Linked DNA regions of Homo sapiens: regions 1, 2 and 3 are each linked to region 4. Evidence: chromatin loops called from intact Hi-C (ENCODE). Cell type or tissue: heart right ventricle. All regions are shown on one strand. Links, peaks and the distances in the headings refer to the core of each region. The heading gives the core; the rest is flanking DNA. Region 1 has its middle 37 kb from the start of IGFL4. Region 2 has its middle 31 kb from the start of HIF3A. Region 3 overlaps IGFL2-AS1 (IGFL2 antisense RNA 1). Region 4 holds the start of LOC105372421 (a long non-coding RNA gene).

Region 1 (7,358 bases), core at 1,338-5,337, 49 kb before region 4:
AATAGAGGAGAGTAAGGAAACACAATAACGAATTGCAACACTGAATTCTGGATTGCATCCTAGACCAGAAAGCGGACACGAGTGGGACAACTGATGAAACTCAAATAAGGTCTGCAGATCAGTTAATAGTATTATGTCAGTATTAGTTTTCTGGTTTCAATAATTTTATTAAGGCTATGCAACATTAGAGGAAGCTGAGTGAAAAAGACAAATTCACCATACTGTTTTTGCAACTTCTTTGTAAGTCTAAAATTATTTTAAAGTAATAAGTTAGACAATATTTTAAATGTTACATATAAAAACGCAATCACGATAATGAACACTTCCTAAAGATGCAATCAGGGTGCCTTCACATGCTCCCTCACACCTGAAATAAGCGTTATGTATCTAAGGCTCCCCTGACCTTTGGTGTGGCCTGGTTTAGCCAGTCCAAACCAGATGCAGATAGTTGTGTGGGAAGCCTGGCGACACAGACAGTTGCACTATCACCCACAAGATAACTGGCCAATTGTGGGCTGGGTTTAAAAGGTGGGCTGATGATCCCCAGTGCGTGATGAGCATGGCAGTAAAAGCACAGGGAGATCAGGTTCCCGTCCATCAATGGGAAGCCTGCGCTACAGTGTCCACCTGGACAGGAAGTGATGGACACAGTCCTGAAAGCACAGCAGGCACTGCTCCCACTCACCAATGGGCAGCCTGCCCGGAGAGTCAGCCCTGGACATCAAGGCTGGAATTCCCTTTCTGGCTCAGCAAAATTACCACAGACCAAACCACAGACACCACAGAACTCCTTTTCCTAGTCAACACTGTCTGACTCTTTCCTGACAGAAGTCTGAAACCAAGACCACCAACAGGGACAGGGCCACACATCTCAACACTGACACCACACCCCCTTGACACTCACAATGCTTAAGTCCTGAATCAGAAGATCTCAACCTCTTTTTGGAAAGTTATTTCTTTAACTCATGATTTACACAGATACAAAGACTTGGTCAGAAGGACCAAAATACTTTCTGAAATTAGAAACAAAATTATTATAACATTCAAATAGAATCATTCCCATGAACAAGCCATGACTCACAGAATTTAATTACTAAGTAGCTGTCGTTTTCACACCTCTTTCCTTTTAAATTTATTCTTTTTTTTATTTTAAAAAATAAATAGAGATGGGATCTCCCTAAGTTGACTCGCTATGTTGATGAGAATGGTCTCAAACTCCTGGCCTCAAGTGATTCTCCCATCTTGGCCTCCCAAAGTGCTGGAATTACAGGCAGGAGCCACGGCTCGCAGCTTAAATGTATTCTGCAGTGCTAGTTCTTCCCCTGCCCCAGGATAAAAGTTAGGTCAAATCCCATTAATTTTTTGGTCATTTTATTTAATAAATATCTGCCCGTGACTCATTTAAAATGGCTTTAAGTATGTAAAAGTGAAAACGACAATCTTTATTTAAACTTACATTTTCACTGTCTCTTCCAGCTCTGACCTGCAGTCAGGTGGTAGCCTGAACTCGAGGAAGGGATGTGGCCCTCTGACGCACGTTTTCCAACTTATCACGGTTAAGAATCTTCCTCCATTTGCTGACTTAGTTTCTGAATCTACTGTGTTTAGGGCTCAAGGAGAGACGCCAGGGAGCAATAGGGTTCTTCCTTGATGGGCAGCATTGTAGTGATCTAAAATTGACACTGTTCTGAGTTTGCAAATACTTGAAACTGACTCTTTCCTTGAGGGAAGGCTTTTTTGGCTTCTATGCAGAAATCTGTCATCTGAGCTTCCTTTGATGAGGGCAATTTCATCTGGAGTCGCTTTGGATATTTACAACCCTCATCCACCATGAAAAGTTTCTGACTCAAATCCAGGCTGCAATCGAGCTGGCAGAAGTGGTGCAGACTATGATGTAGCTAAAGCAGATGAGTACCTGCCATTCAGGTACAGGCGACGTACAGGCGTTTCCAAAGCGCCTGAGGCCTGGAAACTCGGGTGGCTGGCTGGGGGATCATGGCCAGGGGCAAAGAACTTCTGAGCCCGTGTGACTTGGGTCTCATTCGGGCTATAGGGGTGCAAACAGGCTCCAATCCGCGAGGAGGATGCACTAAAGTGACCCGCTTAGGCTGCAAAACCAGGTGCACCATGGTACGCACGACTCGCTGAGCTCCATTTTCTAGGCGGGGAACTCTTGAGGCCTGACGCCCACGAGGGGAGCGGCAGCGACTTGACGCACCTCCTGGGCAGCCAAAACAAACCATTGCAGAGGATTCTTGTCCCACCCAACGAGCAGCCCCAGCCATGAACTCTGCAGCATCCCAATTGTCCAGAACGCCCGAAACTGGCAATGACTACTGACACCAAGGCAGTTACTGCGACGAAAACATGGCGGCCAAAGCCGCCTCACCCATCGCCTGCGCGATGTCTACTGACGACGCCTGCGCGATGTCTACTGACGACGCCTGCGCGATGTCTACTGACGACGCCTGCGCGATGTCTACTGACGACGCCTGCGCGATGTCTACTGACGACGCCTGCGCGATGTCTACTGACGACGCCTGCGCGATGTCTACTGACGACGCCTGCGCGATGTCTACTGACGACGCCTGCGCGATGTCTACTGACGACGCCTGCGCGATGTCTACTGACGACGCCTGCGCGATGTCTACTGACGACGCCTGCGCGATGTCTACTGACGACGCCTGCGCGATGTCTACTGACGACGCCTGCGCGATGTCTACTGACGACGCCTGCGCACTGCAAGGTGGGCGCCGCTCTCCATTTTCTGAGCAGTCTCCTACTGCCATCTAGTGTTGACTACTGGGATATCGGCTCAAATACCCCCAGAGAGAGTGCGTCACAGGCCTTTTGACGGACTGTGGTGAATTGATACATAGCTATGTTTGATGCATTTTAAAGTGAGCCTTGACTCCACACTTGAATGCTGTTATAACCCCTACAAAAAATAATGGACAAAAAAGACCAATGGGTTAGGGAGTGAAGGCCTTTAGGTAATACAGGAGCAGGTGGTTAGTAGCCAGCTCCATTGTATCAAAATACCTCATTTTGTTTATCCATTCATCTGTCGATGGACCCTTGGGTTATTTCCATCTTTCGGCTACTATAAATAATGCTGATATGAACATTGATGTCAAATATCTTTTTGCGTCCCTATTTCAATTGTGTGGAGTACATACCTACTATTGGGATTGCTGGGTCGTATATTAATTAATTCTATATTTACCTTTTTGAGAAACTCCCATTGTTTTCCACAGCAGCTGAACCATTTTACATTACCACCAGCAATGCACAACACCTGTTAATTTCTCCGCATCTTTACCCACACCTGTTAATTTCTGTTTTTTTGTTAATAGCCATGCTAGTTGGAGTGAAGTACTATCTCCATGTTATTTTGATTTGCATTTCCCTAATGATCAATGATGTTGCGCATCTTTTCATGTAATTATTGGCCATTTATGTATTTTATTTAGAGAAATGTCTATTCAAATCCTTCTCTTGTCTCTTAAATGAGTTATTTGTTCCCGTTGTTGAGTTCAGGAGTTATTTATATATTCTGGATATTAATCTCTTATCAGAAATACGATTTTTAAACATTCTCTCCATTCTGGGGGTTGTCTTTTCCAATTACTTTTTATATGGGTTATGTGATTTAATCACAGTGTCAAAGGCACGTTTAGCGTGCACCCACCATAGCACTGTATGACTTTTATAGGCTCTCGAAACATCTATCCTGCGACCCCTGCAGGCAAGAAGATAGAGAGGGTACTCCAGCCGGTATCCCCGTATTCCTCCCTAGATGGCAGTAGGAGACTGCTCAGAGAAGAGAGCGGCGGATTCCGCAGTGGAGCGCTCCCGCAGGCGCTCCCGCGGGCGCCTCCAGCAGAGCTCGCGCAGGGGCGCACGGGGGCGGCAGTGTAAGTAGTCGCCATGTTTCTGTCGCTATCACTTTCTTGGGGGTGTCACTGATCACTGGCTATTGCGACTACCAGACGCTCTGGACACTTGGAACGCTCCTGAGTTTGCGGCTGGGTCCACTTCCTGAATGATACTAGGATCCCCGCCTCTGGTTTCTTTTGGCTGCCCCCGAGCTACCTCAGTCTTTTTCAATGTCAGGCGGTCCAAGTTCCCTGTGGTGAAAATGGAGCCCAGTGAGTCGTGCCCATGGCAGCGCACCTGGTTTTGCAGCCTGGGCAGGTCACAGGTGCATCTTCCACGGGGATTTGAGCCAGCGTGCACCCCCATAGCGCGACTGAGATTCCAAGTCACACCCAGGTTTTGGCCTCGCAAATCCGCCTCTGCTCCCAGCTGGCACCTGAGTATGCAGGTCGCAGCCCGCGATTTAGAAACACCGGCACCCGGGTGAACGCCCACGGCTCCTCAGCTTTCGCTGCACCGACGTCTGCACCACGCCCGTCAAGCTCAGCTGCATCCTGACTCTGGGTTGGAAACTTCGTGGTGGATGATGCCTGTAACTACCCAGATGAAATCAAGACGCAACAGCCCTCATCGAGGGATGCTCAGGTGAGAGATCCTCAGCATTTGTGTCTCTAAAGAAGCCAAAGGGGGCCTTTGAGGTAATCCGCTTTACATATTTGAAAAGCCCATGGATAATCACAATAACGTTAGGAATCTCACACCCTCTTTGTGCTTCCAGCACCAAAAGAACAGAAGCTAGGTCAGTGAACAGGGAAGACGCATAGGTAGAAGTGCCGGGCAGCCAGGAAAGATAGAGTGAAACGTATCTTTAAATCAAGAGTTTTGTTTTCACTTTTACATATTTCTGGGCATTTTAAGTTGACAACACCAGGATATTTATTATTTATATTTATTATAAATAATGTATTTATATTTATTATAAATAATGTATTTATAATAAAACTAAATAATATATTTATATTTACTAAATAAAACTAACCGGGAAAATGTATACAATTTGACCTAAACTTTTAGGATCAAGGAAGAACTAGAACCACGGAATAAATTTAAAAGGAAAGAAGTGTAAAAAAGGACTGCACAGTCCTTGGAGAAATGGCACATTCTAGATCTGGAACAGAAAATATACACGATGAATCTGGAACATCTTGTGCCAGAAAATAAGGAAGTGCTGAAAATAACAATTACAATAATGATATAACCCCACATTGATCACAATATGTCAAAGGGGCACAAGGGCCAACAGAAGAGCTCCCAGTGGCCAAAGCTGGAACAATTTGAGCAAGAAATGAATTCGGTGGTATTGGGTTATGACCCTACTGTGGTCTGAATTTTTGTGTCCCTCCAAGATTCACGTTGAAACTTAATCCTCAATGCAACAGTGTTAAGAGGTAGGTTTATAGGAGATGATTAGGTCACGAAGGCTCCTCCCTCATGAGTGGGATTAGTGCCCATATAAAAGTGCTGGAGGAAGTCTGTTCTTGTTTCCCCTTTCTGCCATGTGAAGATACAGTGAAAGATGTCATCTTTGAAGCAGAGAGCAGCCCTCACCAAACACTGACTCTGCAGGTGTTTGAAAGTTTGGACTTTCAAACTTCCGGAAACTGTGAGAGATAAATTTTTGTTGTTTATAAATTACCCAGTCTAAGGTATTTTGTTATAGCAGCAGGAATGGACTAAGATAAACCCAAAGTTTAAAATAAATACTCATGAGTTCCTACTGGTATAAATAAATGATTGAATAAATAAGTGGGGAGAAGAGACAAATCTCTAATACAGAAGAATTCGAAGTAATATATATAAATACAGCACCATCAAGGAAGGAAAGCCCAACTCCTCACTTTTTAAAATGCAGGCTGCAAATAATGACCTGGCTCCAAAGAGTTCAATGTGGAAAGGGGAGAAAAAGAGTAACTTTACGCTGGAGAAAAATACCACATCAGCCAGGTAATCGGTGTCATAATCATCAATGATAAATCATGTTGACAGTATCTCCTTGATAGGATGTGATAGAAATGGTACTTTACCTCTGTTATCTTGCTCCCCAAAACCAATAATGTCAGTCTAATCATTAGAGGGAAAAATCACACAAATTCCAGTAGGGATATTCTACAACCTTACCAGTGCCCTTCAGACCCTGGTAAGGATCTGAAGCATCTTGTGCCAGAAAATAAGCAAGTTCCTTACCAGTACTGCTCATAACTGTGAAGGTCATCAAAAACAAGGAAAAATCTGAGAAACTGTCACAGTCAAGAGGAGGCTAAAGAGACAGGACAACTAAATGCAATGTGTCCTGAATAGGATTCTGGAACAGAAAGAGAACATCTGGTGAAAATGAAGAAAACCTAGATAAACTATGGACTTTAGTTACTAACGGGGTATAAATATCCTTTCATTAATTATAATAAAATACTAATGTAAGAAGCTAAAAATAGGGGAAGCTGGTTTCAAGGTATTTGGAAGCTTTTTATACTAGCTTCTTAATTTTTCTGTAAATCTAATGCTGTTCTAAAAATAAATTATTCTTTAAACTATTGAAAACTCTAAGTGGTAGGTTTAAGATAGCCACAAATTCTTTCTGTTCTTCCCATTGAAAGGTGGAATTGAATCCCTTCCTCTTCAATCTGGGCTTACCTTGTGACTTCCTTGACCAGTAGAATGTGGTGAAAGTGTCTTGATTTCCATGTCAGGGACATGATTTTCATCAGCTTCTTGGAATACTTGCATGCGGAGCTTGGCTTCTGTAATGGTTAATACTGACTGTCAACTCGATTGGATTGAAGGATGCAAAGTATTGATGCTAGGTGTGCCTGTGAAGGTATTGCCAAAGAAGATTAACATTTGGGTCAGTGGGTTGGGAAAGGCAGACCCGATGTTAATCTGGGTGGGCACCATCTAATCAGCTGCCAGCTTGGCTAGAATAGAAAGCAGACAGAAAAATGTGAAAAGACTAGACTGTCTCAGCCTCCCAGCCTACATCTTTCCCTCATGCTGGATGCTTCCTGCCCTCAAACATCGGACTCCAAGTTCTCAAATATCAGACTCCAAGTTCTTCAGCTTTGGGACTCGGACTGGCTTCCTTGCTCCTCAGCTTGCAAACAGCCTATTGTGGGACCTTGTGATCCTGTGAGTTAATACTATTTAATAAACTCCCATATGTGTATATATACATACACATATATACATATGTAGATATACATACATTAATTATAATAAGTATACATATACATATATGGGAGTTTATTAAGTAGTGTTAACTCACACGATCACAAGGTCCCACAATAATAAGATATATATATGTGTGTGTGTATATATATATATGTATATATATATCTCCTGCTCGTTCTGTCCCTCTAGACAACCCTGACTAATACAGATTTCTTGGGAGGAAGCCCAAGTAGCCCTGTGGAGGCACTAATATG
Region 2 (7,358 bases), core at 2,250-6,249, 240 kb before region 4:
ATCTAAGAGTCTTTTAATAAATCCTGACAGAAGATGGAAAGCTGAAGACTAATACTTATAAAAACAAGAAGGCCGGGCGCGTCGGCTTATGCCTGTAATCCCAGCACTTTGGGAGGCCGAGGTGGGCAGATCACTTGAGGTCAGGAGTTCGAGACCAGCCTGGGCAACATGGCGAAACCCTGTCTCTACTAAAAATATAAAAATTAGCTGGGTGTGGTGGTGTACTCCCAGCTATTCAGGAGGCTGAGGCAGGAGGATCTCTGGAACCTGGGAGATGGAAGTTGCAGTGAGCCATGATTGTGCCACTGCACTCCAGTCTGGGTTGACAGAGTGAGACTTAGTCTCAAAACAAAACAAAAAAATAAAATACAGTATTCTTAGATACGATACCAAAAACATGAACAACAAAAGAAAAAAATAGATAATTTGCATTTCGTCAGAATTAACACTTGTGCTTCAAGGGATACAGTCAAAAAAGTGAAAATAACACACAGAATGGGAAAACCTATTTGCAAATCATGTATCTCCTAAAGGACTTGTACCTAGAATATAGAAAAAAACTCCTGCACTTCAATAATAAGACTGATAAATCAACTAAAAATGGTCAAAGGATCTGAATTGACATTTCTTCAAGAAAGATATACAAATAGCCAATATGCAATGAAAATATACTTGACATCATTAGTCTCCAAGGAAATGCAAATCAAAACCACAATGAGATGCCTCTTCACACCCACAAGGCTGGCTAGAATTAAAAAGTGAGAATGATAACAAGTGTGATGAGGATGTAGATAAATTAGAGCCTTCTGGCCGGGCGTGGCGGCTCACGCCTGTAATCCCAGCACTTTGGAAGGCCGAGGCAGGCGGATCATGAGGTCAGGAGATCGAGACCACCCTGGCTAAACAGTGAAACCCTGTCTCTACTAAAAATACAAAAAAAAAATTAGCTGGGTGTGGTGGCACGCACCTGTAGTCCCAGCTACTTGGGAGGCTGAGGCAGGAGAATTGCTTGAACCCGGGATGTGGAGGTTGCAGTGAGCCAAGATTGTGCCACTGTACTCCAGCCTGGGTGACAAAGCGAGACTCCATCTCAATTAAAAAAAAAAAAATTAGAGCCTTCATACATTGCCTGCGGAATGCGAAACGTTTCAGCTACCACTTTGGAAAACAGTCTGGTGGTTTCTCAAACAATTAAGCATAGAGTTACCATATGACTAAAAATCACAGGGATTGGAAAGGAAGAAATAAAATTGTCCTTATTTGCAATGACATGATTGTCTACATAGAGAATCCCAAGGAATCTACCAAAAAACAAAAAATAAAACCAAAACCTCAAGACAGAAAAACCACAAAACCTCCTACAGCTAACAAGCAAGCTCACCATGGTTGAGATAGACAAGATAAACATACAAAATCAATTGCATTGGTATAGATCAGTGATAAACAGCTAAATTAAAGATAAAATCAATACCAAATACAACTGCTTAACAATGAAATATTTAGGTGTAAATCCAATATTATATGTACCAAGCGTGGGCAACATAGTGAGACCCTATCTCTATAAAAAAAAAATTTAGCCAGGTGTGGTGGCATGCACCTGTGGTCCCAGCTACTCAGGAGGCTCAGGTGGGAGAATTCCTTGAGTTTGGGAGGTGAAGGCTGTAATGAGCCATGATGGCACCACTGCCCTCCAGTCTGGGTTACAGAGTGAGACCCTGTCAAAAAAAAATGAAGAAAAAGAAAGGAAGGAAGGAAGGAAGAGAGAGAGAGAGAGAGAAAGAAAGAAAGAAAGAAAGAAAGAAAGAAAGAAAGAAAGAAAGAAAGAAAGAAGGAAAGGAAAGAAAAAATCAAAATGAAACAAAAAAAAAGTACCAGACTTGTATCCTGAAAAGTAAAAGCCTCTGATAAAATAAATCAAATACTCTCTAAAAGAATGAAAAGGTATAGTATGTACATGGACTAGAAAGCTTAGCATAGTAAACATGTCAATTTCCCCCTAAATAAATACACAGGTTGAACACAATTCCTTTTTTAGATATCGACTAGATTATCCTAAATTTTTTTATGGAATGGCAAAGCAACTAGAAAGTGTAAAACAATTTGAAAGAAGAAGAATTGGCTGGGTGCCATGGCTCATGCCTGTAATCCCAGCACTTTGGGAGGCGGAGGCTGGTGGATCACTTGAGGTCAGGAGTTTGAGACCAGCCTGACCAACATGGAGAATCCCCATCTCTACTAAAACTACAAAAATTAGCTGAGTGTGGTCATGCACGCTTGTAATCCCAGCTACTTGGGAGGCTGACACGGGAGGATTGCTTGAACTTGGGAGGCGGAGGTTGCTGTGAGCCGAGATCACACCACTGCACTCCAGCCTGGGTGACAGAGCGAGACCCTGTCTCAAATAAATAAATAAATAAATAAATAACCCAGAATAAAGTGACAAGAGTCAGTCTACCCAATTTAAAGACATCTAGCTGCAGTAATCAAGACTGTGTGGTATTACTGGCAGAGGAATAGAGAAAATAATAGAATAGGAACAGAATAGAGAACTCAGAAATAGACCCACACAAATATGTGCAACTTTTTTTCTTTTTGAGACAGGATTGCCCAGGCCGGAGGGCAGTGGAGTGATCATGACTTACTGCAGCCTCGAACTCCTGGCCTCAGGTGATCCTCCCATCTCAGCCTCCCAAAGTGTTGGGATTACAGGCGTGAGCCACTCTGCCTGGGCCCGGCTGATTTTTGACAAAAGCGCAAAGGGAAATCAATGGAGGGAAGAGAGCTTATTAACAAATGGTGCCGAGCAATTGGACATCCATAGGAATAACAAAACAAAACAAAACAAATCAACCTCTCTCCTCTCTCACACCTTATATAAAAACTAACTCAAAATGGATCACAGATTTAAATGTAAGACATAAAACTACAAAAATTTTAGAAACGAACATACAAGAACATCTTTAGGATCTAGGGCCAGGCAAACAGTTCTTAGATTTGACATCTGAAGCACAGTCCATAAAAAGAAAAATTGATAGTTTGGATGTTATGAAAAGGAAAAACTTTTGCTCTAAGAAAAACCCAGTTAGGCCAGGCGCAGTGGCTCACATCTGTAATCCCAGCACTTTGGGAGGCTGAGGTGGGCAGATCACAAGGTCAGGAGATCAAGACCATCCTCGCCAACGTGGTGAAACCCCTTCTCTACTAAAAATACAAAAATTAGCTGGGTGTGGTGGTGCACGCCTGTAGTTCCAGCTACTTGGGAGGCTGAGGCAGGAGAATTGCTTGAACCCTGGAGGTGGAGGTTGCAGTGGGTCGAGATCACGCCACTGCAGTCCAGCCTGGGCAACAGAGCTAGACTCCGTCTCAAAAAAACCCCCCAAAAAACAAAAAACAAAAAACAAACCCAGTTAGAAGGACAGATAGGGCTATAGTCTGGGAGAAAATATTTGCAAAGCACATACCTGACAAAGGACAATTATCTAGAAAATGTAAAGAACTGTGAAAACTCAATAGTGAAAAAAAAATCCATTAAAAAAATGGGCAAAAGACCTGAAGAGGATCTGGCATGGTGGCTCATACCTGTCATCTCAGCAGTTTGTGGAACCAAGGTGGGAGGATTGCTTGAGCCCAGGAGTTCGAGACCAGCCTGGGCAACATAGTGAGACCTTGTCTCTATGAAAAAATCAAATGAAAATAAAAACTTTTTAAAGACATGAAGAGACATCTCAATGAGGAAGAGATACAGATGACATGTAAGCAGATAAAAAGATGTTCAACATCATTAGCCATTAGGGAAACGCAAATTAAATTAAAATGGCTAAAAATTTTGAAAACCGCAACGCCATTGAAAGCTGGCAAGGGTGGAGATAAATTGGATCATTTATACATTGCTCTGAAAAACAGTTTGGCAGTTTCTTAAAAAAAAAAAACTCAACATCCAGGTTGGGCGCAATGGCTCATGCCTATAATCCCAGCATTTTGAGAGGCTGAGGTGGGAGGATTGCTTGAGCCTGGAGTTGGAGACTAGCTTGCACAACATAGTGAGACCCCCATCTCTATGAAAAAGAAAAGAAAAGAAAAAAATTAGGCAGGCGCGGGGGTGCGGGCCTATAGTTCTAGCTACTTGGGGGGGTGAGGCAAGAGGATCATTTGAGCCCAGAAGATTGAGGCTGCAGTGAGCTGAGATCACACCACTGCACTCCAGCCTGGGCGACAGAGCAAGACCGAGAGTCACAGATGGCCTGTTCATTCCCTGCCTGTCTGGGGATGGGACCAAAGGCATATTATTTGGGACAGGTAAAAATCCTGTCAGTATATATGCTCATGTACAAGGACGATTAGCAGAAAAAGTAGTTGGAATCCCCTCGTGTCAAGGACAGGGAGAGAAATAGGAAGAACTTCATTGTTTTGTTTTGTTTTAAATAGAGACGGGCTTTCACCATGTTGCCCAGGCTGGTCTCAAACTCCTGGGCTCGAGCGATCGCTGGGTCTTCCAAAGGTCTGGGATTACAGGTGTGAGCCACCCTGCTGGGCTGAAATAGGAACTTAAAAAATGAATATGCCCCCCTCCACCACATGGGGGAGCCATAACCACGTTAATAACTCAGAAGCAGGCCCCACAAGTGAGTCAAATCAGCTCTGATGTCCCTCCAGGCTGAGGATGTAATTTAGAGGCATTTAGAAAATTCAGCTGAAACTCATACAGTTGCCTAAATGAACAGGTTTCCGAAGGATTTTCTTTCTCCAGTGTGGTTTGCCTAATTTTGTGGCCTCAGACAGCTGCTAACATTGTCCAAGTTTGGAGGTCCCAAATTTTCTGGCATCTTCAAAAAGATGCCACCTGCCCCCTTCACACTGCCTGGGTCAAAATATTGTGTTTTGCTTTTTGTTTTGAGATGGGGACTTGCTATGTTGGCTAGGCCGGTTTCAAACTCCTGGCCTCAAGTGATCCTCCTGCCTTGGCCTCCAGGCTGGAGTGCAGTGATGCAATCTCAGCTCACTGCAACCTCTGTCCCTCCGGTTCAAGAGATTCTCCTGCCTCAGGCTCCTGAGTAGCTGGGATTACAGGCACCGGCCACCATGTCCAGCTAATTTTTGTATTTTTTTTTAGTAGAGACCAGGTTTCACCATGTTGGCCAGGCTGGCCTCAAACTCTTGACCTCAAGTGAACTGCCCGAATGGGCCTCCCAAAGTGCTGGGATTACAGGCGTGAGTCACCGTGCCAGGCTTTGTTTCCCACCTTCTAAAATCCCATACAGGGTTAGATTATATGTGGGAACTGGCCATGGGACCAGTCCCTGGTGGGCACCACCCCTTATAACAGAGAAAGTTCCTAGTAGGTGTAGCTAACTGATTAACCTTTAACCTCTGCATTCCAATTTATTGGAGCTCCCATACAGATATGTGACTTTGCACTAGAGGATCTGAGATATATATGTGTGTGTGTATACATATATGTTGAGATGGAGTCTCACTCTGTCTCTGTCGCCCAGGCTGGAGTGCAGTGGTGCCATCACGGCTCACTGCAAACTCCACCTCCTGGGTTCAAGCAATTCTCCTGCCTCAGCCTCCCAAGTAGCTGGGATTACAGGTGTACACCACCACGCCTGGCTAAATTTCGTGTTTTTAGTAGAGATGGGGTTTCACTGCATTGGCTGGGCTGGTCTCGAACTCCTGACCTCAGGTGATCCACCCACCTTGGCCTCCCAAAGTGCTAGGATTACAGACGTGAGCCACTGCGCCCGGCCGAATCTGAATGATATCAATTGAGGTATTGGAAAGCACTAGAAAATTCTATGAGGTATCACCTGTTCTATGAGGACCCCAACTAAAGCAATAGTGTTACTCTCAGCGCTTCTGTAAGGGACACTGCAATATTGATGCGCCTGTGTTTTCTCACAGAATTACCCCATTAACCAGGGCAATCTAGTGGAGTTAGGACGAGGATTGTGTCGTAATTCGAGAGAGCTGGGAAGATGGTCCTTGGGCTCCCTGGATCAAAATATTATAGAGTTTTATTTTTCCAGAAGAATCAACCAATGCAGGCAGAGCAAGCAGCCCTGGAGTTGGGCATTAAACCATCAAGGATGTGGCAACTTAATAGCACGAGGCAGTGACAGCTGAGCATCGAGGATGGGGTCTCCAGCCCTGTGTGGCAGAGCTGCTCCCTCCTGCCTGGCATTGTGGATCCTGAAAGTCCTCAACTTGCTCCTCCACAATTGTCAGGGGAGATGGGTTCCTGGCCGGTCCTTTGTTTCTGGCTTCCAGAACAGCCAATTGCAGAGATAGTTTCCTACCTCTAGGAATGGTGTCTGCTCTGATTCTGTAAGAAAATTCCAGGAGCAGGGCCGGGCATGGTGGCTCACACCTGTAATCACTTTGAGAGGCTGAGGGGGTTTGGATCACTTGAGGTCAGGAGCTCAAGACCAGCCTGGCCAACATGGTGAAACCCCGCCTCTACTAAAAATACAAAAATTAGCTGGGTGTGGTGGTGCACACTTGTAAACCCAGGTACTCGGGAGGCCAAGGCACGAGGATCCTGGGAGGAAGGGGTTACAGTGAGCTGAGATCACGCCACTGCACTCCAGCCTGGACGACAGTGACACTCTGTCTCAAAAAAAAAAAAATTTAAAATTAAAATTAAAAAAAAGAGAAAATTTTAGGATAAGGTGCTATGGAGAAACCTCAGAAAAACAGCCAAAGGTGACAGAATTCTTGAATAAAAATGGGTCATAGGGATTTGTATCAAAATAAGTTGACGGTGTTTCCAGTTTGTTGAGCAGAGCAGCCACGTGAGGGTTTTGGGTTCCTGCTCTCCTCCTCCCATCCTCCCCCTCCAAACGCTCTGCTTCATGAAGTGGGGTTAACCAGGGTAGGGATGTGGTCTGACCACTGTGAAAATCAATATTATTTAAAAGCCACTTGAACCATAACAGCACTTTAAGTGATATGACTGTGATCTGAGTCACATATGATTACAACTTCCGTTTCTCACATTACAGGTCAACTCACTTTCTTCTTCTTTTTCTTTTGTTGTTGTTGTTTGCTTTTGAGATGGAGTCTCGTTCTGTCACCCAGGCTGGAGTGCAGTGGTGTGTTCTCAGCTCACAGTAACCTCCACATCCCGGATTCAAGCAATTCTCCTGCCTCAGTAGCTACCCAGATCTCGAGTAGCTGGGATCACACCTGGCTAATTTTTGTATTTTTAGTGGAGACGGGGTTTCACCATGTTGGCCAGGCTGGTCTTGAACTCCTGACCTCAAGTGATCCACCCGCCTCGGCCTCCCAAAGTGTTGGGATTACAGGTGTGAGCCACTGCGCCCAGACTAATTCATGTTCTTATTTTTCTTGTTCTGTAT
Region 3 (7,358 bases), core at 1,065-5,064, 160 kb before region 4:
GATCATGGGTAACTGAAACCTACGCCAAAGTGAAAGTGGAGATAAGAGGGAATTACTATACCACAATAATACTCAGCCACTAGAAAGGCTGGGATGACTCCATGCTTTGTTCTTCAAAAATACTTCAAATAATTCTATTTAAAAAGCAAAAGAGACCGGGTGCAGTGGCTCACACCTGTAATCCCAGAACTTTGGGAGGCCGAGGTGGGTGGATCACAAGATCAGGAGTTCGAGACTAGCCTGGTCAACATGGTGAAACCCCTGTCTCTACTAAAAATACAAAAGTTAGCCCGGCATGGTGGTGGGCACCTGTAGTCCCAGCTACTTGGGAGGCTGAGGCAGGAGAATTGCTTGAACCCAGGAGGTGGAGGTTGCAGTGAGCTGAGATCATGCCACTGCACTCCAGCCTGGGTGACAGAGCGAGACTCCATTTCAAAAAAAAAAAAAAGCAAAAGAATGAGGCATTTATGTAAAGTTATAACAAACAAAATATTTTCAGAAAAGCAATTCCACAATGTTTAATGTAATTTGAGCATCGAGCATTCTTCATAACTCTTTACAATTATTGATTCATCTTGTCTGGGTTTCATCATCATTTTACAAATGAGGAAACTGAAACACAGAGTGGCTTCATAACTCACCCACAGTCACAGTCAGTGGGGCAAGGTCAGGGTTTGACCTGGGAGCGCTAGCCACAGGGCACCTGCACCCCAGCCCCTGCTGCCCACTGTTGTGTCCCTGTGGGTGTGCTCTTCTAGGCACGTTTGGAACCCTGAGTTCTCACCAGAGAGGACAGTGAATCACTCCAAGGAGAAAGACAAGGGCTTAGAGTGGAAAAGGAGCTTTGGTTTTCACTTTATTGCTGTGCTGATGAAGTTTTAAAAGAACACCTCTCACATGTATAAAATAATGGAAAACAAGCTATGCCAAGAAGAAAAGTATGAATCAAAAATTCAATGATTACAAATAAAATAGTAAATAAGATTACAAAAGAAAATCAGATACTTTTAGTCAAACTATGTAAAAATCCCATATTTTACAAAAAGAGTAATCAAATGATGGGGGGAGAAGAGAGCTAATATTTAATGAAATTATGGTGGTCACTGTGAGACAAAGTAACAAACATGAGAAGCCGGTTTGCTCATTTCTGCTTCCCAGCATAATTTCACAAGGCCCCTGAGTCTGTGATGACCTGCGGCTCTCCAAAAACATGCTTTCTTTTGGAGAAAAAAAGGAGAGAGAAAAGGGCCCTCATGTCTCTTGCCCTCCCTGTTCCTTGCAGGTGGTGAGATTGAGAACTCAATCCAAAGTATGACATAAAGACACACCTCAGAGCTCAGAGCTTTCTTTCCCAGGATGCACCTATCCACTCTGGCAACGTTTACTTGTTCCCACCACCACCTAGTCCTGTCCACCTTCCTTCATCCTCATCCTCACTTCCTGATCTTCTCTTTAGCCCAGCTCAGGTTGAGGCCAAACTTGAATCTGACCCTCACCCCGCCCTGGGAGGGAAAATTCAGTGAGGAATAGCATTCCTTCCAGTGAGGCATACCCTGGAGTCTACATCGGCCTCCCAACCCCAAATCAGTCTCTTTTCTCCTCTCCCTCCCATTATGGCCCTGCGTCTTCCCTTTCTGGGCTGAGTTTTGTAGTATCTGTTTTCTGTGGGCTCTTGAAATTATACTAGAAGTATGATTTTTCCTTTATTAATTCTATATTTAATAACTTTTTTGTTAAATTTAGAAAGGAAGGTGAGATATCTCTAACATATCTAGAATGAAGTCTTTCTTGACATGCCTCAGAAAAACATACCTGCTTCTCCCCCACTTTGAGGTCCAGTCCATTGAGAAATGCTGGCATTGTGGGGATGGTGCATACTGAGGGGCCTGAGGGGAGATGGAGCTTGGACTGGAGGCTCAATCATTCCTGGTGTTCCTAGCACCACAGATGACTCAGCGGGACTCCCGAATAGTCAACCCTTCTTCTGAGGGCGAGGGCCAGAGTCTCAGGGATTGTCTTTTCTGAATTTTTCTTTTTGATGGTAAAAAGATCCAGGTCCGTGATTTTGCAGAATACCCTAAAGCCACATGCATTTTTGGTCTCTTCAAAGTCAACCCCCACCCCCCATGGGGGAAGGAATGATGCAAGGCTCTTTGCCCCACAGGAGAGGGTTGGGGGATTACCAGGGGGCGTGATAAATATCCTCAGCCTTGGCAAAGAGGGCTGGGAGGGTCTGTGGTAGGCTGCAGATACAGTCCTGATTATCTCTCCTTCCTCATTCACACACTTGCAAAATATGACTTTACGTCTATTAAGATTTGGTATCCATGTCCCCATTCCCTTGACTGTCTGCACCCTGTGGAATTTGTGGTCTATAGGACACTGTGGAGTGATCGATCATGTGCCAGTTTTGAGTTAAGACTTTGCTCAAGGACTCTGGTACTTCCACTTTCTCAGGAAATTAAAGCAATGTGAACACCCTCTGGCCAGCCTGTTGGAGGGTGAGAGACCACATGGAGGAGACAGAGCCCTGATGTCCCAGCTGAGGACATCCCAGAAAAGCCTATTTCCAGACAACTGAGGACAGGTGAATGAGTTCTTTGTAGATGAACCAGAATCCAGTCTATCTACCTGCTGAGCACAGACATGTGAGCAACCCCCCCATCAAGGTCAACTGAGCCTGGCCCAGATCAACAGAATCACGAGATGACCTATGGACTCAGGAGCAATCATGATGTGGTTGTTCCATGACACTGAATGTAGAGGTCGTTGATTCTGCAGCACCAGCAAACTGACACATAACACCGTGTTTAATATTGGGTTCTGGGCTTTGGGGTCCCTGCAGAGTTCCTGATTTCAGCCCCAAGGGCTCATTCACAAATTTATTACTCAGATTCTACCCTGTCAACCCAGGACGTGTTACTTACACATTTCCCAGTGTGGGCAGCAAGCCACCCAGGTGCCGAGGCAAGAGACCGAGGGCACAAGCTGTTCCAGTATAATAAAGAAAACATATAAAATAAGAATAGTTATACTAGATATAGATCGTAGATATGATTATATATGAATATTACTAATCATTAGTCTGTAGCAATTACTCTTTATTCCATTATAATAATAATCTTCTCTCTACAATTATAACTTAAGAGAAACCAGGCCATACAGAGATAGGAGCTGAACGGACACAGTGAGAAATGACCAGAAGACAAGAGTGTGAGCCTTCTATTATGCCCCGACAGGGCCACTAGAGGGCTCCTTAGTCTAGCGTTAATGCCAGTGCCCGGGAAGATGCCCGTTACCTAGCCGACTTTGGTCTAGCGGTAGCGTCAGTGCCCAGGAAAAGCACCCACTACTTAGCAGACTGGGAAAAGGAGTGTCCCTTTCCCCGGGGGAGTTAGAGAAGACTCTGCTCCACCACCTCTTGTGGAGGGCCTGACATCCGTCAGGCCTGCCCGCAGTTATCCAGAGGCCTGTCTCCCTGTGATGCTGTGCTTCAGAGCAGTCACGCTCCTGGTCCGCTTACATGTTCCATCCTGTACACCTGGCTCTGCCTTCTAGGTAGTAGCAGAATTAGTGAAAGTACTAAAAGTCTCTGAAATGCAAAAATAAAGGCATAAGCTGTCTCCTTTCTCTCCACCTCAGCTGCCAAACAGGGAAGGGCCGCCTGTCCAGTGGATACATGACCCACATGACCTTACCTATCATTGGAGATGGCTCACACTGCTCACCCTGCCCCCTTGTCTTGTATCCAATAAATAACAGCGCAGCCTGGCATTCGGGGCCACTACTGGTCACTGTGTCTTGGTGGTAGTGGTTCCCCGGGCCCAGCTGTTTTTTCTTTTATCTCTTGGTCTTGTGTCTTTATTTCTATGATCTCTCGTCTCCGCACATGGGGAGAAAAACCCACAGACCCTGTAGGGCTGGTCCCTACATCCCAGGACTCTCTATCCCACTGTGGAAGACTTCGCAGTTGCCTGCCATGCTCCCACAAAGAGCTGGCCACCTGCCCCAGGATGAATGGGGGCTCTGTCCGAGTTGCTAAAGGTGTGCCTCTGGCCATATGCTGGGAGGCAAATGAGCTGTCAGGCAAGGGTAGGAAATATGTGGGCATCAGAGGACAAACAAGGAGTGAGGTGCCTCCCACCAGCCATACATCTGAAGTGCTGTCAGATGGCCATAGGGGCCAGCTGGGTATGGGTCCCCAACAACCAGGAAGGACACTGAGCATCTGAAAACCATTGGTCATGGAACACAGAACCCACGGGGAACACTATGGGTTCACAAAGACCCAGGAGGTCTATTGTAAGCCTCAGTATAGAGAGAGGAACACACTGAGCTTCTGATCACCCATTATCAAGGCTGTGCTGCTTTATGTTGATAGTCCAAAATTATCCTGCATGGGAGTTGGTCCACACAAATTATAATCACAAAGGCAATATAGAGGAGAGTGGGGGGGGCGGTCACAGGAATGAGCGTCACGGTGGCTGGGGATGGACCTTTCACTTAGCTGATCATGTGCAAACAGCAAGATTCATGATGAACTGCTCCACCACAAAACAAATAAATGGGTGTCTACAGTACACACACTGGGCCCCCCACTAACCCTGACATGCACAAGATGCCCTGGGGTTACCTGCCTTTCTGGGGGCTGGACCAAGGACCGATCTGGAACAGGTAAAGATAGGGAGAAATAGGTATTGGGGGAGGGTGAAACTGGAACTTTTGGAGACTCTCATAAATTATTCAAGAAAGCATTAACCCCATTTATGCCTAGTGTTCCATTATTGGAATGCTAAGAATGTGGGAATTATTTATATCCTATTGCTCAAGGTCATCACCAAGGTCCGATTTTTCAAATTTAAAAACTGTAACCTCAGATACAAATGGGTTAATGCTCACCGTCTCTGATCAAGTAGCACACACCAGCAACACGATCTCAGGTATAAATGGGTTAATGCTCACCGTCTCTGATCAGGTAGCACACACCAGCAGCACAACCTCAGGTTTAAACGGGTTAATGCTCACCATCTCTGATCAGGTAGCACGTAGCACACACCAGCAGCACAACCTCAGGTTTAAACGGGTTAATGCTCACCATCTCTGATCAGGTAGCACCAGCAGCACAACCTCAGGTATAAATGGGTTAATGCTCACCGTCTCTGATCAGGTAGCACACACCAGCAGCACAACCTCAGGCTTAAACGGGTTAATGCTCACCATCTCTGATCAGGTAGCACACACCAGCAGCACAACCTCAGGTTTAAACGGGTTAATGCTCACCATCTCTGATCAGGTAGCACACACCAGCAGCACAACCTCAGGTTTAAACGGGTTAATGCTCACCATCTCTGATCAGGTAGCACACACCAGCAGCACAACCTCAGGTTTAAACGGGTTAATGCTTACCGTCTCTGATCAGGTAGCACACACCAGCAGCACAATCTCAGGTTTAAATGGGTTAATGCTCACCGTCTCTGATCAGGTAGCACACACCAGCAGCACAACCTCAGGTTTAAACGGGTTAATGCTCACCGTCTCTGATCAGGTAGCACACACCAGCAGCACAACCTCAGGTATAAATGGGTAAATGCTCACCATCTCTGATCAGGTAGCACACACCAGCAGCACAACCTCAGGTTTAAACGGGTTAATGCTCACCATCTCTGATCAGGTAGCACACACCAGCAGCACAACCTCAGGTTTAAACGGGTTAATGCTCACCATCTCTGATCAGGTAGCACATACCAGCAGCATCGACTGGGTCCAACCACCAGCAGGTCTGACATCTTTCAAGTGCTAAAGAAAAGCCAGGTCTGGTCTCCCTATAAGCAAGTGCTCATCCTTAGGAAACCCCCCTTTCTAATGTCTCCCCACTGTGAAATACTTTACACTATCTACCAGGTTCCTCCTGTTTTATAATCGTGTGATCTGAGAGCAAAGCTTAAATAAACTTAGGTTATTTTTTTCTTTCACACTGAAGAGCAGGCTCGTTAAGAGAGCAGGCATCTTGTCTTTCCTGTTAGCCAGGGACTCCCTGTGCCCCTAAACAATGCCTGACACGTAGCAGCGGACTTCAGTGTTTTTCAATTGTACACTTTAGGGAAGGGTAGAAAAGAGACGCCTAATTTGCTAATTAACACCCCATATCTGTCCCTGCAGCCATCAAATCTATGCTGTGCTGAAAAGCCTTCCTTCTTGTAATATCTTCTGGAAGGCCAGACTATCAACTGGATAGAGGTTTCCTGGGGAAGGAGGACAAGTGACTAGGAGAAACGGGATGTGATGTTCATTTTATCAGCTGGGCTTTGATAAACTTGTGGACAGTGAATCTGATAAGCAGCCTCCATGTGGGACCATATCCAGGCCATAGCACTCTTTCCCTGCAGGAACAAGGTCAAGGAATTTATTCCACAATAGCATGGGGTCAACACCGATAAGAGCCTGCCACCGCTGCCAGGGTCCTGGAACGCTTCTGTGGACACCGCAGCTGGGTAATATCCCATCCAAAATTCTCCGGAGCGCCAGAGAAAACCCTCTAAAAGTGACTGCCAGGTGGCGCCCGACAAGTGGCATGGACGGCACCAGGTCTGATCTGGGTCTTCAGGTCGGCGGGGGTGCCCTGCCTGCGGCCTGATCCACGGCCGTTTCCTGGTGCCCCTTGGACGGAGTTTCTTCACCCAGGGCTGCCGGCACGCAATCAGCCCGGCCCCAGTAGGGAGTCTTGGGGAAATTTGGGGCGAGCCTCCTGTGATCACTGGGCCCTGCCAAGCAAAGGACACACTCACCTCGAGACTTCCTGGCTGGAACAGGAGGTTCCCGAGACCTGGAGAACGATTAGGAAATTTTCCTAGAGTCTCATAAAGACTACCCAGCACCAGATGGGACGGAGGCCGGGCCGATGACGCCCACCATAGCCCTCTCAGGCCATCACTGATCTGTCCCTTCCTTCAGAGGGAGTCTTAAAAATTTCCCGGGGCTCATAGGACTGCCTGCCTGGCATGTACATGACCTTGGGAGGCCGGGGTGCGAGGTGTGTGTAGGGGACCCTCTGTCGACAACTTCAGTAAATCAAACCCATTTCATGGATAAACTTTAGTCAAGGTTATAACAACAATAAACATCAGTAATAATAACAACAATAATAATAAAACGACCTCAATGATCCAAGCTCACTGTATAGACTGGGTGTATTAACCAGGTCCGGTATTTTCAAAGCTCTAGGAATAAACAGGCTTCTCTTCAGAAGAAATTAAGGACCAGGTCTCCTCACATCCAACTTTTAGAAAGAGAGGTGCCCAGTATTGGCTCTGACCACGCTGTGTGACTGCTAGACTCCCACACCACTCTAGAGCCCCCAC
Region 4 (7,358 bases), core at 1,785-5,784:
TCCTATGCTCATCGGTGCCCAAAGTCTGGAGGGGGCTGTGGCAGGGGGCTGGTGTGTCAGCACTGCCCCGGGTATGTGCACACCCAGCCAGGCTGTGACAGTGCCTAGGCTCGGCCCCAACTTTGCTCTAAGATTGCAGTGGGTGCTGACAGCAGGGAGAAGCCAGGCAGCAGGAGGAGGCACTTCTAAGCCTGTGAGGGCAGGGAGTGCCTTCCCAGGCCCCTAAGAGTGCAGAGATGCCTGGGTCTGCAGCCATGGCTTGGGTGGCTGCAGCTATGCCTGGGGGGGTGGGGCTCTGGCCTCCATGCAGTGGGAGCCCCAGGTCTGCAGCCATGACTTGGGCAGCTACAGCTGTGCCCAGGAAGGTGGGGCTCCTGCCTGCTCCCAGCACCTCCAAGAGCACAGGGAGGCCACAACTTGGGCAGCCGCAGCTGCACCTGGGAGGGTGGGGTTTCTGCCTGCTCCATGGAGTGGAAGGCCTGGGTCCATAGCCATGACTTGGGTGGCTGCAGCTGCACCCGGGGAGCTCCTGCCCCACCAACTTGGAAGGGGCAGGGCTCCCACTTGTCCCCAGCTCCAACCGTCTAGTGGAGTGTACAGCCCCAACTGTGCCACCTGCCCCCCACTGCAGCCCACATGATGGCAGTGGCAGCTCCAGACGGGCCACTGCTGCCATCATTACTATGAGCATCTACATGAATAATGAATCACAGCTGCTAGTGGACTTAGAAGTTTCCATTAGCAGCTGTGATTGAATTTCCAGAGTTCACAGCCTTATAAAGAGATATCTTTAGTCTGCTGGTCTATAGTCTTCCAAGTGGCAGAACAGGTGGCTAAGACATTGTCAACAACTCCAGAGTCAGAAGACGTAACATGTCCAGCCTTTAGAAATATTGTATAAAGCAGGGGTTGGTAAACTATAACCCACAGACCAAATCTCACCTATGTGCACACACACACACACACACACACACACACACACACACACTATATGTGGCCTATTTTAAACAGCCAATGAGTTAATAATGGTTTTTACATTTATAAAACATTTTAAAGCACACATAGACACACAGACACACAGAGAGAGAAACGAATATGCAACAGAGATTATATGTGGTCCATAAAGCCTAAAATATTTACTACCTGGGGCTTATAGAAAAAGTTTGCCAATCCCTGGACTAAGGCAAGAGTAACAGTTTTCAATTCAGCCCATTTTAAACCAGTGCTTATCACCACAGTTGCTAATGGAGTGGGATGGCTGCTGTCACCTTGTGTTGGGGACCAGCCTCAACACCACCCGTAGGGTACCCAAAGTCCGGTGGCGACGAAGGAATGAGAAGAGACAGGTTAAGAGTGCATAAAGGGTGGGGTGCCAGGGGGCCAACTGCACTTTTGGAGGCTGCAAAAGGTGCCAAACTCTGGTCTCCACACTACTGAGTACAATCACTTAGATCTGAGAAGCAGATATTCAGGGGTGAAATGGTGAAAGGGGGGCGGTGTGTCATACACCTAATCTATAGCAATGGCGGTTTAGGTAAATTGTCTTTGTGCTGAAGCAGCATAAACTTAACTACTGATTTATTCTTTAACTCACTGGAGAGCAGCTGTGGGGAGTGGGCGTAACTAGGAGCCGGCATATCTGGCCACATTCCAATGCTTCAAAGGAGTGTCTTTCTCCTTGAGCACAGTGCTTGTAAATAAGAGAGCAGGTCACGCTCTGGCCATGGGAACGTGATGGCAATTAGAAGGCTTTCCTCATCAGAGGCCTCCTGTGGCTTTCCACAACTTATTGTCCCATATTTTTTACGGCCAGTTTATGCAGGCACCGCACAAGCCCTTTTCCCAACAACCTTGTCATCACCAGCACCTTTTCTTTTCTTCTTTTGTAATTACTTTTTGTGTTGAACTCTTACAGACTCACAGGAAATTGCATGGTACATACAGTCCCACGTAACATTCATCCAGTATTCCCACAGTGGGAACATCTTACATAACCATAGTATAATATCAAAACCAGGAAAGTGACATGGGTACATTACTGTTAACTAGATTACAGAGGACCTTATTCAGTATTCACCAGTTTCACATGCATTCCTGTGTGTGTGTGCACGCATGTGCATGTGTGTTTCTATGCAATCTGATCCATATAAATATTTGTATACCTACCACCACAATCAAGATAGAGACCCACAAAGGAATCCCCTTGTGTTACCACTATAGTGGCAGGCACACACACATATACATGCACATACACAAACACACTGTATCTGTCCCTTTGCAAATACCAATCTGTTCTCCATCTCTGTTGTGTTCTCATTGTAAGAATGTTATATAGGCTGGGCGCTGTGGCTCATACGTGTAATCACAGCACTTTGGGAGGCCAAGGCGGGTGGATCACCTGAGGTCAGGAGTTCAAGACCAGGTTGGCCAACATGGTGAAACCCCATCTCTACTAAAAATACAAAAATTAGCCAGGCGTGGTAGTGCACTCCTGTAATCCCAGCTACTTGGGAGGCTGAGGCAAGGAGAATTGCTTGAATCTGGGAGGCAGAGGTTGCAGTGAGAGTGAGCCAAGATTGTACCACTGCACTCCAGCCTGGGTGACACAGCAAGACTCCGTCTAAAAAAAAAAGTTATATAATTGGAATTGTACAGTATGAAATCTTTTGAGATTGACTTTTTTTCACTTAGCATAATGCCCTTGAGATTTATCCAGATTATTGCATGTATCAATAGTAGTTCTTTTTTACTTTTATTTCTTAACCCAGTAATATTCCTGTCTTAGTCCATTTTTTGTTGCTTATAACAGAATACCTGAAACTGGGTAATTTATAAAGAAACAAAATTTGTTTCTTACAGTTCTGAGGCTGAAACTGTGGGGTCCTTCTGTTGACAGCCTTCTGGCTAGTGGGGACTCTACAGGGTGTTGAGGCAGCATGGGGCATCCCATGGCGAGGGGGCTGAGGATGCTAGCTAAAGTCTCTCTTCCTCTTCTTATAAAGCCACCAGTCCTACTACCATGATAACCCATTCATCTATTAACTCATTAATTCATGAATGTATTAATTCATTTATGAAAACAGAACTCTCACGACCCAATCACTTTTTTTTTTTTTTTTTTTTTTGAGGCACAGTTTTGCTCTTGTTGCCCAGGCTGGAGTGCAATGGTTCAATCTCGGCTCATTGCAACCTCCACCTCCCGGGTTCAAGTGATTCTCCTGCCTCAGCCTCCCGAGTAGCTGGGATTACGGGCGCCCACCACCACAGCCAGCTAATTTTTTGTACTTTTAGTAGAGACAGGGTTTCATCATGTTGGCCATGCTGGTCTCGAACTCCTGACCTCGGGTGATCCACCCGCCTCGGCCTTCCAAAGAGCTGGGATTATAGGCGTGAGCCACCATGCCCAGCCCATTTTTTTAAAGGAAAGGAAAAAAGAAGAAAAATGAAATGCCCTGTGACTTTGGACATCAGCATAAAACTCAGTAACTCTGCTCTTGGTCTCTACATTATGGTTGCTATTACTGTTCGTAGGAGCCCGCTACTCCCTGGGAGAGGCAGGCCCTCAGGAAAATCACAGAACAGGATCCCTGTTCCGCTAAAGGGCTGCCCTGTGACTGACAGGTGCGGGAGAAAAAGTGCGCGAAAGAGGACAAACGGGGAGGGCGCGCCCTCTGGTGGCTGAAGGAGGGAACCGCGTAGCATCTTTTTTCCAGCGCCAAGAACAAGCTGAGGATGCGACCTGGGAGCCTGTTTCCCTGACCCGCAGCAGGCCAATCGGGTCATCCACGTGAAATATCGTATATCTGGCTTTTAAAAATAGTTATTAGATGTTTGTTAATTTGCTTCCTGTCTTCCCCACTAGAATGTGGGTACAGGAAGTCCTGGGGGTTTTGTTGTTGTTTTGTTTTGTTTTGTTTTAGACAGGGTCTGGCTCTGTTGCCCAGGCTGGAGTGCAGTAGCGCAATCTCAGCTCACTACAACCTCTGCCTCCCGGGCTCAAGCGATTCTCCTGCCTCAGCCTCCCAAGTAGCTGGGATTACAGGCGCCCGCCACCACGCCTGGCTAATTTTTGTATTTTTAGGGGAGACAGGGTTTCATCATGTTGGCCAGGCTGATCTCGAACTCCTGATCTCAAGTGATTTGCCCACCTTGGCCTTCCAAAGTGCTGGGATTACAGGTGTGAGCCACCATGCCCGGCCAAGGAGGAGTTTTTTAACTGACTTAATTGTAACAGATTAAATCAGGGCAGCTAGTGAGTCTGATATTTAAAACTTCAATTTTCTAAAACATATAGGGAATAAATCTAATTTCCCCCTATCCAAAAAAAAAAAAAGTGCACAAGTAATACAGTCTCTCAGGATTAAAGGCAACATAATAATCACTCATTGAAGTTGCAGTAAACGCTCACAAGGCATGTTTCAATTTTAGGCCAACAAGATACACAATAGGCCCAGTGCAGTGTCTCATGTCCATAATCTCACCATTTTTGGAGGCCGAGGCAGGAGGATCCCTTGAGCCCAGGAGTTCGAGTCTGCAGTGAGCTATGATGGTGCCACTGCCCTCCAGCCTGGGTGACAAAGCAAGACTCTGTCTCTAAAATGAAATTTAAAATAAAAATAAATTTAGAGAGTGAGGTGGGAGCCAGAATTTGAGGGCTGAGGAAGGAAGTCGAGGAGCCAGGCAGGCCAGGTCTTACCTCAGCTTCTTTCCTCGAGGTCACCGAGGTGCCGGGCAGAACCAGCTCACAGGGACAGGGTACACAGCTACGCACAAAACTTATGGACTATACGAGCCGCTCCATCATCCACAATGCAAAAGGCCCTGTGCCACAAGGATAGCAAGCTCACCCTGTTGGAGTCAGAGTGAGAAGCTCAGGGGCTACCCTGAACTTGACAGCTGGATCCTGGGTGTTCGGCTTGACCACCTGGTCCATGGAGATGATCTTCAACTTTATTTAAAGTGTTTGTATTGTATGTAAAAATAAGTAAGTAAATATGGCTCACACCTGTATGTAAAAATAAGTAAATATGGCTCACACCTGTATGTAAAAATAAGTAAGTAAATATGGCTCACACCTGTATGTAAAAATAAGTAAATATGGCTCACACCTGTATGTAAAAATAAGTAAGTAAATATGGCTCACACCTGTATGTAAAAATAAGTAAGTAAATATGGCTCACACCTTTAATCCCAGCATTTTGGGAGGCCGAGGCAGGCAGATCACCTGAGGTCAGGAGTTCAAGACCAGCCTGGCCAACATAGTGAAACCCCCATCTCTACTAAAAAAAAAAAAAAAAAAAATACAAAAACTAACTGAGCATGGTGGTGGGCACCTGTCATCCCAGCTACTAGGGAAGCTGAGGCAAAAGAATTGCTTGAACCCAAGAGGCGGAGGTTGTGGTGAGCCAAGATTGTGCCACTGCACTCCAGCCTGGGCAACAGAGTGAAACTGTCTCAAAAAATAAATAAGTAAATACATTTTTTTAAAGATACAGACTAAATAAAACTCTCACAATGGAAGGCTTCACTCCAGCTGGCTAATGTTTATATTCTTAGTGTCTTTAAGGGATCTGTGCCTCAAATGAAAGAACAGGCAAAAGAAAGGGAAAAAAGAAAATAAAAATTAAAAAAAGGAATGTGATGTGTAAATAGTCCTGTCTTTTTACAAAAGGCTGGCTTGGTGTTTTGTTGTCTTAAAGCTAAGGTACAAAGTTCCTGAATTCGTTCCAGGTTCCTCTATTTAAAACTTATACCTGGTGTGTCTGAAGTCCCCAAGGGAACAGGGTAGTCAAAGCATGTTCAAGGGCAGCAAGAAGGGGACAGTGGCTGCAGGAGTCAGAAAGAGGCTTTTGGGAGTAAGCAAGGTGAGGCTGGGATGGGGGCAGCCCATACTGTAGGCAGCCCATGCTGTTGGCCATGGGGAGGAGCTTGGGCCTCATTCTAGGAATCAAGAGATGCCAATGAAAAATGTGACTCATTTTTGAGGGTGACTTTAGAAAAGATCTGAGCAGAGCTTTGGCTTCACAGAGGCCAGAGTGCATCCTGGGAGGTCACTGAAGAGGCAGGGCAAAATCCAGGTGAAAGGAGGTGGTGTCTGGACCAGGGTGCAGAGAATGGAATTAGATAGAAGAGTTCTAATTCATCACAGTGGCATTCCTTGGTGGTGGGTTGCATATCCATTCAATCAAGTAGCTATTTAGTGAGCACCTACCATGTGCTGGGCATTCTTTTGGGTACTGGGTACAACAGAGGAAGGAACAGGAATTAGTCAAGGATGGTGCTCAAATGTATGGCTTTTGTAATGGGAAGATGGTGATACCATTTCCTTAGACAGGAACTCCTGTGAGAGTGCTGATGGGGAGGAGAAGGTCATGAGTCATTTTGCATTGGAGGTGCCTGTGGGACATCCAAGTGGAGGCGTCAAGTGGCCAGGTGGATACACAGATCCAGAACTCAACTGAGAGCTCCAGACTAGACATTGAAATACAGGAATCCTCTGCATTTTGACTGTGGCTGAAGCCATTATGTGGATAAGATCACTCAGCACAAAATATATGGTTTGAGGGTCCAGGAGGGAAGAATTGCTCTGAAAAAAAGAGAGAGAGAAAAAAAGACCAGCCAGAGAAGCAGAAGGAAAATCAAGGCAGTCTTACATCACAAAAGCTAAGGGAAATAAGTATTTTGAGAAGGAGGAAGTGGTCGACTGTGTCAATTGCTATCCAATTTCCCAAGATCATGTAGCTAATAAGGGGCAGAATGGAAATTTAAAACCAGGTCTACCTATATAATAAACAGAACCTGGGCAAACGGCTAGGCATCTGGAAACAAGATCAGACCCCTACCTCACACCACATGCAAGTATACATTTTAGCCGAGATAAAGATCTAAAAGTAAAACACAAAATAATCTTTTTTAAATAGAAAAAGTTTTACAATCTTAGTGTGAAAAGTCCCTCTTAAGGCAAGACAGGAAACACAGAAACCATAAAAGAAAAACCTAGATATTTTTTTAACAGATTAGAGGAAAGGGTTTACAGCACATTTGATAAGACATAGGGTTAATATCCCCCATATACAACTCAACAAGAAAATGATCAGAAGAGATGAACAGACAGTTTGAAGATGGATGCTGATAGCCATAAATATGTAAAAAGATAATCACCTCTCTAATGTTCAAGGAAATGCAAATAAAGCAATAATGAGATCTTGTTCTTTGGATTAGTAAAACATTTAAAAACTGATCATATTGTGGGAAAAATATATACTAAAATCTTTTTGGTATTGTATTTACCAATTCCTATTAAAATTTTAAGTGTAGCTCTACTTCTTAATCCAGGCACTGGATACACAGGTGGATTC

What was found. A loop is a pair of places that touch in the nucleus more often than their neighbours do. Peaks named below come from ENCODE experiments on the same cell type or tissue, not always from the same donor. Only the 100,000 strongest peaks of a DNase experiment are listed, where the experiment ranks them.
Region 1: it touches region 4 in a loop (4-fold over the local background); 39 of 110 quality-filtered maps call a loop at or near these places.
Region 2: a loop joins it to region 4, with 5 times the contacts of the local background. A loop is called at or near these places in 95 of 110 quality-filtered maps.
Region 3: a loop joins it to region 4, with 4 times the contacts of the local background. A loop is called at or near these places in 45 of 110 quality-filtered maps.

What each region holds. Positions count from the first base shown.
Region 1 is chr19:46,074,186-46,081,543 of GRCh38, reverse strand. It overlaps a transcript of IGFL4 not described here and a transcript of IGFL2 not described here. Among named protein-coding and RNA genes, the nearest start is that of IGFL4, 37 kb to the right of the region's middle. In heart right ventricle, for the core only: CTCF peaks have their summits at 2,808 (motif pointing left) and 3,778 (motif pointing left); no DNase peak of the experiment used is centred there; H3K4me3 peaks cover 570 bases; H3K27me3 peaks cover 3,831 bases.
Region 2 is chr19:46,262,652-46,270,009 of GRCh38, reverse strand. No RefSeq gene overlaps it. Among named protein-coding and RNA genes, the nearest start is that of HIF3A, 31 kb to the left of the region's middle. RefSeq lists enhancers at 4,404-4,698, 6,333-7,358. In heart right ventricle, for the core only: a CTCF peak has its summit at 4,573 (motif pointing right); a DNase peak (open chromatin) is centred at 4,569; H3K27me3 peaks cover 1,919 bases.
Region 3 is chr19:46,185,514-46,192,871 of GRCh38, reverse strand. It overlaps IGFL2-AS1 (IGFL2 antisense RNA 1), which reads left to right. Exons shown (of 3, transcript NR_135234.1): 3 at 2,458-3,843. It also overlaps a transcript of IGFL2 not described here. Among named protein-coding and RNA genes, the nearest start is that of IGFL2-AS1, 14 kb to the left of the region's middle. RefSeq lists an enhancer at 2,546-2,840. In heart right ventricle, for the core only: a CTCF peak has its summit at 3,237 (motif pointing right); a DNase peak (open chromatin) is centred at 3,271; H3K27me3 peaks cover 3,814 bases.
Region 4 is chr19:46,025,382-46,032,739 of GRCh38, reverse strand. LOC105372421 (a long non-coding RNA gene) reads right to left here and starts at 4,929. Exons shown (of 3, transcript NR_187871.1): 1 at 4,697-4,929; 2 at 4,482-4,593; 3 at 2,826-3,807. RefSeq lists an enhancer at 1-167. In heart right ventricle, for the core only: CTCF peaks have their summits at 3,470 and 3,674 (motif pointing left); a DNase peak (open chromatin) is centred at 3,669; H3K27me3 peaks cover 1,751 bases.